Regions from separate parts of the Homo sapiens genome. Here region 1 is linked to region 2. Evidence: chromatin loops called from intact Hi-C (ENCODE). Cell type or tissue: PC-3. All regions are shown on one strand. Links, peaks and the distances in the headings refer to the core of each region. The heading gives the core; the rest is flanking DNA. Region 1 has its middle 61 kb from the start of LINC01091. Region 2 overlaps AFG2A (AAA ATPase AFG2A).

What was found. A loop is a pair of places that touch in the nucleus more often than their neighbours do. Peaks named below come from ENCODE experiments on the same cell type or tissue, not always from the same donor. Only the 100,000 strongest peaks of a DNase experiment are listed, where the experiment ranks them.
Region 1: it touches region 2 in a loop (5-fold over the local background); 2 of 110 quality-filtered maps call a loop at or near these places.

The regions. Positions count from the first base shown.
Region 1 is chr4:123,585,926-123,591,321 of GRCh38, reverse strand. No RefSeq gene overlaps it. Among named protein-coding and RNA genes, the nearest start is that of LINC01091, 61 kb to the left of the region's middle. RefSeq lists an enhancer at 2,441-2,490. In PC-3, for the core only: no CTCF peak of the experiment used is centred there; DNase peaks (open chromatin) are centred at 2,621 and 3,021; H3K4me3 peaks cover 1,126 bases; H3K27ac peaks cover 2,592 bases.
Region 2 is chr4:123,117,949-123,123,344 of GRCh38, reverse strand. All of the region lies in intron 14 of AFG2A (AAA ATPase AFG2A), which reads right to left. Among named protein-coding and RNA genes, the nearest start is that of AFG2A, 200 kb to the right of the region's middle. In PC-3, for the core only: no CTCF peak of the experiment used is centred there; DNase peaks (open chromatin) are centred at 1,614, 1,894 and 2,674; H3K4me3 peaks cover 437 bases; H3K27ac peaks cover 2,876 bases.

The DNA.
Region 1 (5,396 bases), core at 279-5,278, 470 kb before region 2:
ATTTGTGGCCCACAGGTGTCAAGTTCACATCCTTGTCTTCTTAACATTAACACTGATCCCAACTCCACCAAAGATCACAGGGGTCCAATAAATATTTCTTATTGATGTTAATAATGATGTGGATGGGCCGGGCACAGTGGCTCACACCTGTAATCCCAACACTTTGGGAGGGTGAGGTGGGCAGATCATGAGGTCAGGAGTTCGAGACCAGCCTGGCCAATATGGTAAAACCCCGTCTCTACTAAAAGTACAAAACTTACCTGGGCATGGTGGCATGCACCTGTAGTCCCAGCTACTTGGGAGGCTGAGGCAAGAGAATTGCTTAAACCCAGGAGGCAGAGGTTGCAGTGAGCTGAGATCACACCACTGCACTCCAGCCTGGGTGACAGAGCAAGACTCCATCTCAAAAAATAATAATAATAATAATAATGATGAAGATGATGTGGATGATCAAAATAGACCAGGGTTCAACAAACTAAGGCCCAACAGGCCAAATCTGACCCACTGCCTGTTCTAGTAAATAAAGTTTCATTGAACACAGCATATCCATTCATTTGCATGTCGCTTATGAGTGCTTTCATGCTATAAAAGCAGAGTTGAGGCCAGGCGCAGTGGCTCACACCTGTAATCCCAACACTTTGGGAGGCTGAGGTGGGCGAATCATGAGGTCAGGAGTTTGAGACCTGCCTGGCCAACATAGTGAAACCCCATCTCTACTAAAAATACTAAGAATTAGCTGGGTGTGGTGGCAGGCGCCTGTAATCCCAGCTACTTGGGAGGCTGAGGCAGGAGAATCAATTGAGCGCAGGAGACAGAGGTTGCAGTGAGCCGAGATCACGCCACTGCACTTCAGCCTGGGCGACAGTGTGAGACTCCGTCTCAAAAAACAAAAAAAAAAAAACAAAAAAAAAAAACAAAAAAAAAAATGCAGAGTTGGGTAGTTGGGATAAAACCACATGACTCACAAAACATAACATATTTACTATCTGTTCCATTACAGGAAAAGTTTGACAGCTCCTCATTTAGAAGATCCCTAAGGAGTCATTAAGTGGTAATTGTCACAAAGTTTTCACGTGTAACAAATATTCTTCAGAATCTGCTGTCGTCTTATAAATCCACCAATCTCATTATCAACCCTCCCCTGTGACTGAGGCCCTGATTTCTTTCTTATTTGCCATTTCTCCGTGTCTGCAATTATTCACAAGATAACTGGGGCATCTACTACCATTGATTCTTCTTCTTTAGTAAACACAAAAAAATGAATAATCAGAGAAAGATGTGGTAAAGACTCTAACAATGCATTCAGAAGTCAACAGCAGGGATTGTAAGCAATCTCTCGTTGTCATTTTAGTTGGGGTATTTGACATAACCCATAAAGCATCCCTCAGTGACATACCTGAAGGCTGTTACTTGGAAAGTTGAGCCAGTAAACTCAAAGAAGAAATATGATATATAGCACAGCTTATTATCAAAAAGGTTTGCACCTCTGCCTTAACTAACATATCCCAGTCAAATGAATGATAGTGAAACTGAAATAACATGAAACAGCCAAAAATATATTGTTTATCATTTCAAAGTAAAATGCTAGACAAGGTCAAGGATAATGTATAGTATCTCACAAGAAATATTATCCCTAGAGCATGACGATTTTCCACATGATATTCTGGAATTTTAAAAAAAATTAAAATATTGATTATATGGGTCTTCTTTCCTCTGTAGTTGCTGTTTCATTTGACATATGATTAGAATTATGCAATTTATCTTTCTTCCTTCCGAGAAGTTGAGAAATATCAGAATTTTGAACTGGAAGGATCTTAGTTCAACCCTTTGAATTTTATTGGATGAAATTGAGGCCCAAACCACACACCCAACGGAAGAAAAACTGAACTAAAACTAAGATCTTCTGACTCTTAGTCAAAAATTCTTTTTTACACCATGATGAGTCCATTTATCTTCACCTGTTGGATATGTCAGTAGATAATTACTTGGTGAAGAAATACTAAGAGGAAGCTTTGTTGTATATACTTCCTTCGTGGTGATTTAAGTTAAATTCTGAGGCCCTAAGCAAAACTTTTAGAAAAGGTCCCATCACTGTTGATTAACTGCAGAAGAACTGAAGAGTAAACAGCTGTTCAAAGGAAAGTCCTCATCTTAGTGAGGTCAGTCCCACTTGGGCTGACCTCACTAAGACGCAGGCACCGCTCTGCTCAGGCAGTAGTTACGACCAACCGCCTTTGGAAAAACTTGTAGTTCTTTTTTTGGTTACTCCCACTGCCCCTCCTGTTCCCTAGAGTGCACAGTAAAGACTAGATGGCTTCTGTATAATGACTGTGGTCAGCTATAAATATAAGGAAAATGAACATGCAACGTCTTGATGTCAAGCTAATTTTAGCTTAACAGTTTCATTTTAAGTATGCCCAACCAAGACTGGACACACCATGGTTCAAGTTTTAAAAATAGAAATTACAAAACCACAGCGTGGAACCCAAATTGTTCAGATTGTAGTAACAGTGACTGAAATGCTCTTGGTGATGTTGCCAACAGGAGGCCCTTCAATGCACAGTGGTGAGCTCCCAAACCACATGGATAAATAGATTCGGTCACCCCTATGAGGTGAACAATAGACCCTATGTTGTGGCTTCGGTTCTGTTGTCATGAATGTAAATAATTTCTCATCATTCATATGTGGACAATGCTCTGTGTGTTACAGAACACATTCTGTGGGCAGGTGTGGAAAAGTTTTCTTACCAAGTTTTATATACTGCCATCTCAATCTTTTACCTTACCTTTTGGAGTTAGCAGCGTGTCTGACTACTGTTTCAATCCACAGAACAGCTACAGAATCTGTCTGAAGATTCCAGCCTGCTATTTTTCTTCAAATCTGGGTTTCAATCTTGGTTAATGTTTGCCCAGAAATATGTAATTGCGGACTTCCTCCTCATAAACCCTTCCAGAGTGTAGGCTGCCAGTCTAGCATGCTATTATTATCTCTTTGCCTCAGGGCTAACGCAGGGTGTGCCCTCGTAGTCACAGGATAGATGATAACCTGCTCCCTGCCAGGAAGCCAGGATGGTTAGCAGCTGCCGCTAAGAAAAAACACATCTTGCATGTGTCCAGTATTGTTTGTATTTCTTCTCCTTTGGATAAACAAATTTTAACTGGTTTATTAAAAACTCACAGGCTGGGCACGGTGACTCACGCCTGTAATCCTAGCACTTTGAGAGGCCCAGGCGGGTGGATTGCCTGAGCTCAGGAGTTTGAGATCAGCCTGAGCAACACTGTGAAACCCCCATCTCTATTAAAATACAAAAAAATTAGCTGGACGTGGCAACATGTGCTTGTAATCCCAGTTACTTGGGAGTCTGAGGCAAGAGAATTGCTTGAACCCCAGAGACGGAAGTTGCAGTGAGCTGAGATCACGCCATTGCACTCCAGCCTGGGCAACAGAGTGAGACTCGGTCTCAAAAAAAAATAATAAAAAGTAAATAAATAAATAAAAATAAAAACTCATGCTCGCCTTTTTCTTTCTTTTTTCTTTTTCTTTTTTTGAGAACTCATTTACTCTATTCACATTAGTGACTGTGATTTGGATGTGCCTGTTCTCTGTTCCTCACTCAACCTAACTTACAGAGGAATTATTTTCCATTCATTGAATGTCACTTCCTTGTGAGGCTCTGTTACACACCTGCCCCCCACCCACCTGCCCCCAGAACATGAGCACACACATACAGACAATATTAGAGTTTAAAGCAATATTTTTTGTTTTTGAGACAGGCTCTTGCTTTGTCACCCAGGCTGGAATGCAGTGGCACGATCATAGCTCACTGCAGCCTTGACCTCCTGGGCTCAAGTGATCCTTCCACCTTGGCCTCCTGGGTAGCTGGGATTACAGGTGTGTGCCACCATGCCCAGCTAATTTTTGTAGTTTTAGTAAAGATGGAGTTTTACCATGTTGTCCTGGCTGGTCTTGAACTCCTGGGCTCAAGCAATCTGCCTGCCTTGGCCTCCCAAAGTGCTGGGATTACAGGTGCAAGCCACTGTGCTCCACTTACTGCAACCTTCTTTAGGCTACCCTAGTACTGTATTACATCTCTATTATAAAATACCATGGGCTGACTTGTATTATATTTGCCTATGTCCCTTCACATTTACTTCTTCAGCTAGATTGACCTTCTTATTGATCTCTGTATTCTCAGGGCTTACCAGTTAGTTCAGGCCTAAAATAAACTTAATTAGTAATGTCTTTTGTACTAAAGTATGATTTACATATGTCAAATTCTCCCTTTTTCATGTACAGTTCCGTGAAATTTGATAAATACATGCAGTCATGTAACCACCACCACCACAATCAAGATATAGACAAGTTCCATTACCCCAAAACATATCCCATCCTATTGCAGCTAACCCCTTCCCCTCAGCCCCAGTCCCTGGCATCCCTGTTTTCTGTTCCTATGGTCCTGCATGTTATATATATATGAAAGCATTCAGTCTGCAGTCTTTAGAGTATGGCTCCTGTCACTTAATATAATGCATTTGAGATCCATCCAAATTATTACTGTTATTACTGTAGCAGTAGTTCATTCCTTTTTATTGCTAAGAAGTATTCCATTTATAAATCTGCCACAGTAATTATACCCATTCCCAGTTGAGAGACATTTGAGTTGTTTCCAGCTTGAGGAGATAGTGAATAAAGTAGCTATAAATAATCACATTCAGCTTTTTATGTGAATACACATTTTTATTTAATTTGGATAAATAACTAGAATAGGATTACTGGGTCATAGTAAGTACAGGTTTAACTTCATAAGAACCTGCTTAACTGTTTGCCAGAGGCTATATTTCCTTTCACATTCCCAGCAGCTATCTATGAATTCTAGTTTCTCTACATCCTCACCAACACGTAACATAATCAGTTTCTTTGTATTTTAGCCATTTTAATAGATGTAATTTTAATTTTCATCTCCCTAGAAATTAATGATGTTGAGCACATTTTAGTGTGTCTATTTGCCGTCCATACTTCTTTAGCAAAATGTCTACTCAAATATTTTATTCATTTTGGGGGGGTTGTTTGTTTTCTTGGAGTTTTAAAAGTTTTTTTGTATAGTCTGGACATGCATTCTCCACCAGATATGTGAATTACAAATATTTCTCCCAATCTGCTTAATAAATATTTTTAAATAAAAAAAAGTAGAAAAAAAACAGTTCTTTTGAAAAGGGTTTATGAGATTTGAATGCACAAATGATGCAGATTTATACCTTCACATCTACAAATGAGTATGCAAGATGCTTAGAATAAGGTAATAAAAAATGGTAATAGCAAATCTAAACCTACTACTGGGAAATTATTTAAGTGTAGCACACAGGGAGATTTGTTTTAGAGGGTATGCACATTTCTC
Region 2 (5,396 bases), core at 301-5,300:
GTTCTCTCTAAAGTTAAATAGGCAGGAACTTGATAACATCTTTTTCCTTTTCAAATGAAAAACATTATATGATATTATTAAATAAAATTTCAGAAAAAAAAGCAGCAAGACTTATCAAGAATTTAATCACTATTTGACTACCAGTGTTGGTTGCCTGTGGATCTCCAACCATTGTTTTATGCTCTGAATATTATCCTCTAGTCTCTTATATGAACACATTTTTATAGCAGTAGTTATATTTTATGATTTTTAAACAGCTTGTGCAATTAAATGTCAGTTTTCCACTTTCATACTAAAGTAAAATAGATTTTCTTGAGGCAACTGCCTTTTGAAAAACAATAATAAAAGTTCCTCTGACAAAAGCTTTCCCTGCAAAAATACAAAGTTAAAAGGTCAATTTTCAGAAAGGAAAATTGATAAAATAATGGAAAACACAATTTTTAATCTAAAATACAAAGCACATTTTTATCTACACTGCAAGTAGGATAAACACATGTGGATAAAGAGCAGATGTGGATTTCCAAATACTATCCACAACCTAATATGCTGTCAAAAAAAAAAAACAAAAAAACAGATGACATGGCCAAAAAAAAAAGTAGTTTTCTATTCCATTTATTAAAGGAGATTAGTATAAAGGCAAAAAGATAGCCCTATGAATAGAAAGAACAGTTTATCAATACACTGTCAATTTCTGGTATTTTCCTTCATTAATTACCACTGCATTAGAAAACAAAAGTAATGAACAGTCCCTGACTTACAATGATTTGACTTTGGAGTTTTCAGCTTTATGATAGTGTGAAAGTGATACATGTTCAGAAGAAACCTTACTTTGAGTACCCATACAACCATTCTGTTTTTCACTTTCAGTACAGTATTCAATTAATTACATAATATATTCAATAGTTTATTATAAAACAGGTTTTATGTTAGGCTATTTTGCCCAACTGAAGGCTAATGTAAGTGTTGAGCACATATAAGGTAAGCTACGCTAAATTGTGATGTTTGGTAGGTTAGGTGTTTTAAATCCATTTTTGACTTATGATATTTTCAACTTAAGATACCTTTAACAGGAAGGAACTCCATTGTAAGTTGAGGAGTATCTGTATATCTGGGGAGAGAACAGTTAAAATAAATTTAAGTATCTCAGAACAAATCTATCTCTTTCTCATCAACATAACTGATTATCTAAATATTATCCTAGATAGCAAAACAGGTAAGTTTTGAATTTACATATTGAAACTACAGGGTGATATGTGTAAATCGGTGAGGCAGCAAAACAACAAATAATCAAACAAAATCCAGCAGGGAAATTGGGAGAGTGCAATGAGGGCTGGGTCAGGGTTTCAAGACATAAGGTGATAATATCCTTGTGACAAAGCTAATTTAAAATAAAAAGTCAAATCTGCCCAGACAAAGTTTCTGAACAATCAATCTTGAATACACTCATCTTTTTATAAGTTAAAAGGAAAAGGTTCATTATACTTCAAGAGGAAACAAAAAGGTCTATGGAATTTGACTCAAAATAGTACATTTGGCCAAGAAAGTTACAGAACAAAATACAGTCATGTGTCACTTAACAATGGGGATATGTTCTGAGAAGTGCATCCTTAAGTGATTTTGTCATTGTGCAAACATCACAGAGTGTACTTACACAAACCTAGATGGTATAGTCTACCCAGGCCATATGATATAGCCTGTTGCTTTTAGGCTACAAACCTGTACAGCATGTTACTGTATTCAACACTGTAGGCAACTGTAACACAATGGTATTTGTGTCTAAACATATCTAAACAAAGAGCAGGCACAGTAAAAATAATGTATAAGAGATTAAAAAACGGTATGCCTGTATAGGGCACTTACCAGCAATGGTACTTGCAGGACTGGAAGTTGCTCTGGGTGAGTCAGTGAGTAAACTCTTTGCTCTGGGTGAGCAAAGAGTGAATGTGAAGGCCCAGGACATTACTGTACACTACTATAGATTTTATAATAAACACGGTACAATAAGACTATGCTAAACTTATTTTAAAACTTTTCTTTCTTCAGGAATTAATCTGTAACTTACTTTATAAATTTTTTATTTATTATTTTTTTTTTTTACTTTTTGACTCTTATAATAACACTTAGGTTAAAACAACATGTTATACAGCTGCACAAAAATATTTTCTTCTTTATATCCTTATCCTATAGGCTTTTTCCTATTTTTAAATTTTATTTATTATTTTACTTTTTAAACTTTTTTGCTAAAAACGAAGACACAAACACATATATTAGCCTAGGCCCGTAGGTCAGGATCATCAATATCACTGTCTTCCACCTCTACATCTTATTTCCCTGAAAGGTATTCAAGGGCAATAATATGCATGAAGCTGTCATCTCGTACGTTTACAAGGCCTTCTTTATGGAATATCCCCTGTAGGACCTGCCTGAGGCTGTTTTACAGTTAATTTTTTTTTATAAGCAGAGTACACACTACAATGATAAAAATGTATAGTATAGGTAATACATAAGCCTGTAACACAGTTGTTTATTATCAAGTATGATGTACTATACAAATGGAATGTGCTATACTTTTATATGACTAATAGCACAGCAGGTTTGTTTACACCAGCATTGCCACAAGAGTAATGCACTATGCTACCACATCATAATGGTTATGACATTATGATGGCTACAGTGTTACTAAGCCATAGGAATTTTTCAGCTCCATTATAATCTTATGGGACACATTTGTACATGCAGTCTGATGTTGACCAAAACATGGTTACGCAGCACATGACTGTGTCTAGAATGTGACTGCAGTAACAACCCTCACTCACCAAAACTCAGTCTTGCCAGAAGGGCACATAGATGATGCAGCACACATAATGATATTATATTAACTAACTTTAGTTAGGTAACTAATATTAACTAATTTTTAATGGTTAATTATAACGGATAAAATGATGTCACAAGTGCACTGAAGCTCTTTTTTTTAGCCCTTAATTATTACTGCTTTTTCTAAGAGTTTCTCTGAGAAGTTATTTGGAAAGAAGACAGACAATGTGAAAAAATATAATGGCAGAAATTTAAATATGGAAACTATGTTAATGATTCACCGGAGAAACTCAAATGTTATAAATTATTTCCTCAACATAGATGATTAATTTCCAATTTCCAAACACGTTCTCTTGACCAGTCCTTGCAATAATTAAGATAAAACTGAAATGGCTCGTCAGTGTTGATGATAAATTCTGTTTGGAAGATGATATGGTTTGGTTGTGTCCACACCCAAATCTCATCTTGAATTGTAATCTCCGTAATTCCCACATCATGGAAGTAATTGCATCATGGGGGCAGCTTCCCCCATGCTGTTCTCATGATAGTCAGTGAGTTCTCATGAGATCTGATGGTTTTATAAGTTTATGGTATTACCCCTGCTTGCACTCATTCTCTCTCTTCAGCCCTGTGAAGAGGTGCCTTCCGCCATGATTGTTAAGTTTCCTTAGGCCTGCTCAGCCATGCTAAACTGTAAGTCAATTAAACCTCTTTCCTTTATAAATTACCCAGCCTCAGGTATGTCTTTATTAGCAATGTGAGAATGGACTAATACAGAAGACATAAAAATTACTGGTCACTACAAGGAAATATCCCATAATTATTGCCTCAAAGCACATTACTATCTAAACTGAACCTTCATCATTATAACTGGTCTAAAGCTCTGTAAGTTGCAGCACATCTAGCCAATCAATTTTGGCAAGACATGTTATAATTTTCCAGAATAAACAAGTTTGAAAATGACAGCAAAATGAGGGAAAAAGATGGACCCACACTGTCTCTATTTGATATAAATTTTGTATGTCTAAGAAGAGAAAGTTAGGAGACTGGAAAGCAAAATATGTCACTTCCTAGACTCTTCAGCCATGGGAGGTTAAATATCCTGGCTGATAAGAAGGCCCTCTGCTATGCGCACCCTCCTCCTGCTCTCGTAACCTTTGCTTTCTTGTTTTGGGTGCATAATTAGAATCAGTTGAGTCTATTTCCATACTACCTCTTTTCCTTCTATTCCATTCAATGAAAATTTACTAAACACTTAATACGTTGAGACACTGTAATAAGCAAGGTGACTTACCGGTAAACAAAACATGAGTAAAAAATACTGATTCCAAAATTCTAGTTTAACAATTACTTGACATTGAAATTATGTGATTCAAATAAATATATTATTTTTTAGAAAAAAAAACCTAAATAGGAAAGATTCAATAAAGATGAGTAACTCTCAACTGTTAATTTGGTTTGGCAGAACAGCTGTAGATGAATGGGGATACTCAAGGTACCTCAGAGTATCTTAAGTTATCACTCTACTTGATAGATGCCAAACACTAAAATTAATAAAATATGGTTTAGAAAAGAGGTATTACAGAGCTCCAATGAGCAGACTATTCTTAAAAAATTATTTGCCCTAAGACAAATGAAATCAATGTATATTTATGTTTTATGTTAAAATCATTAAACATAAATATAAAACATTAAATGATTATTTACTTACCCTTTTAAATTAACTACTAACTACTGATACCAACCTGGAAACCCCGACACATTCAAAATTACTGGTGAAAGTAAAAAATGGTAGAATCACCATAAAAGGAAATACGATAATATCTAACAAAATTACAAATGTATTTACCCATAACACAACAATCCCACTTTTACAACAAACCAGCACAAGTACAAAATGACACCTGGACAAGATTACTCTTTGTAGTACTGTTAATAGTGGCAAAAGACTGACAATAGCCTAAGAATCCATAAAATAAGGCACTGGTTGAATAACTATGGTAGTTCTTCATCCATGCATCCTACAAAAGGATGAGGAAAATGCCCATTTACTGAGAGAAAAAGATCTGCAAGAAACAGAGCTAAATCAAAAAAGCAAAGTACTGAAGGGTATACATAGTTTCCTGCATTGTATATAACTGGGAGAAATGGGTATTGAAAACATATATATATATATAATATATATAATATAATATATATATTATATATAATATATATTATATATACACACACATAAACATATATTTATATTTGCATATATATTTGCATATTTTTTTGTTTGTGTTAAAAAATTGGAAGAAGAAACAAGAGACTAATAAAAGTAAGGTGGAAAGGTTGGGGTACAGTGGTAGAAGGAACAAGGAATGAGCATGTATATCTTTCCATACAGTTTTGATCTCTGAATTATATACATATGTTACCAATTCAAAATACCATCTTAACAAAATATCTTTTAAAAAATGAAACAGTAATTAAAGTTGTATATAGAATAACATGAAGTTTATTGCTTTGCTTCCATTTATAAGTGAAACAATTTATTTTATACACTGCAATCTCTAAAAGATGATCAAACTTTGCAGTTT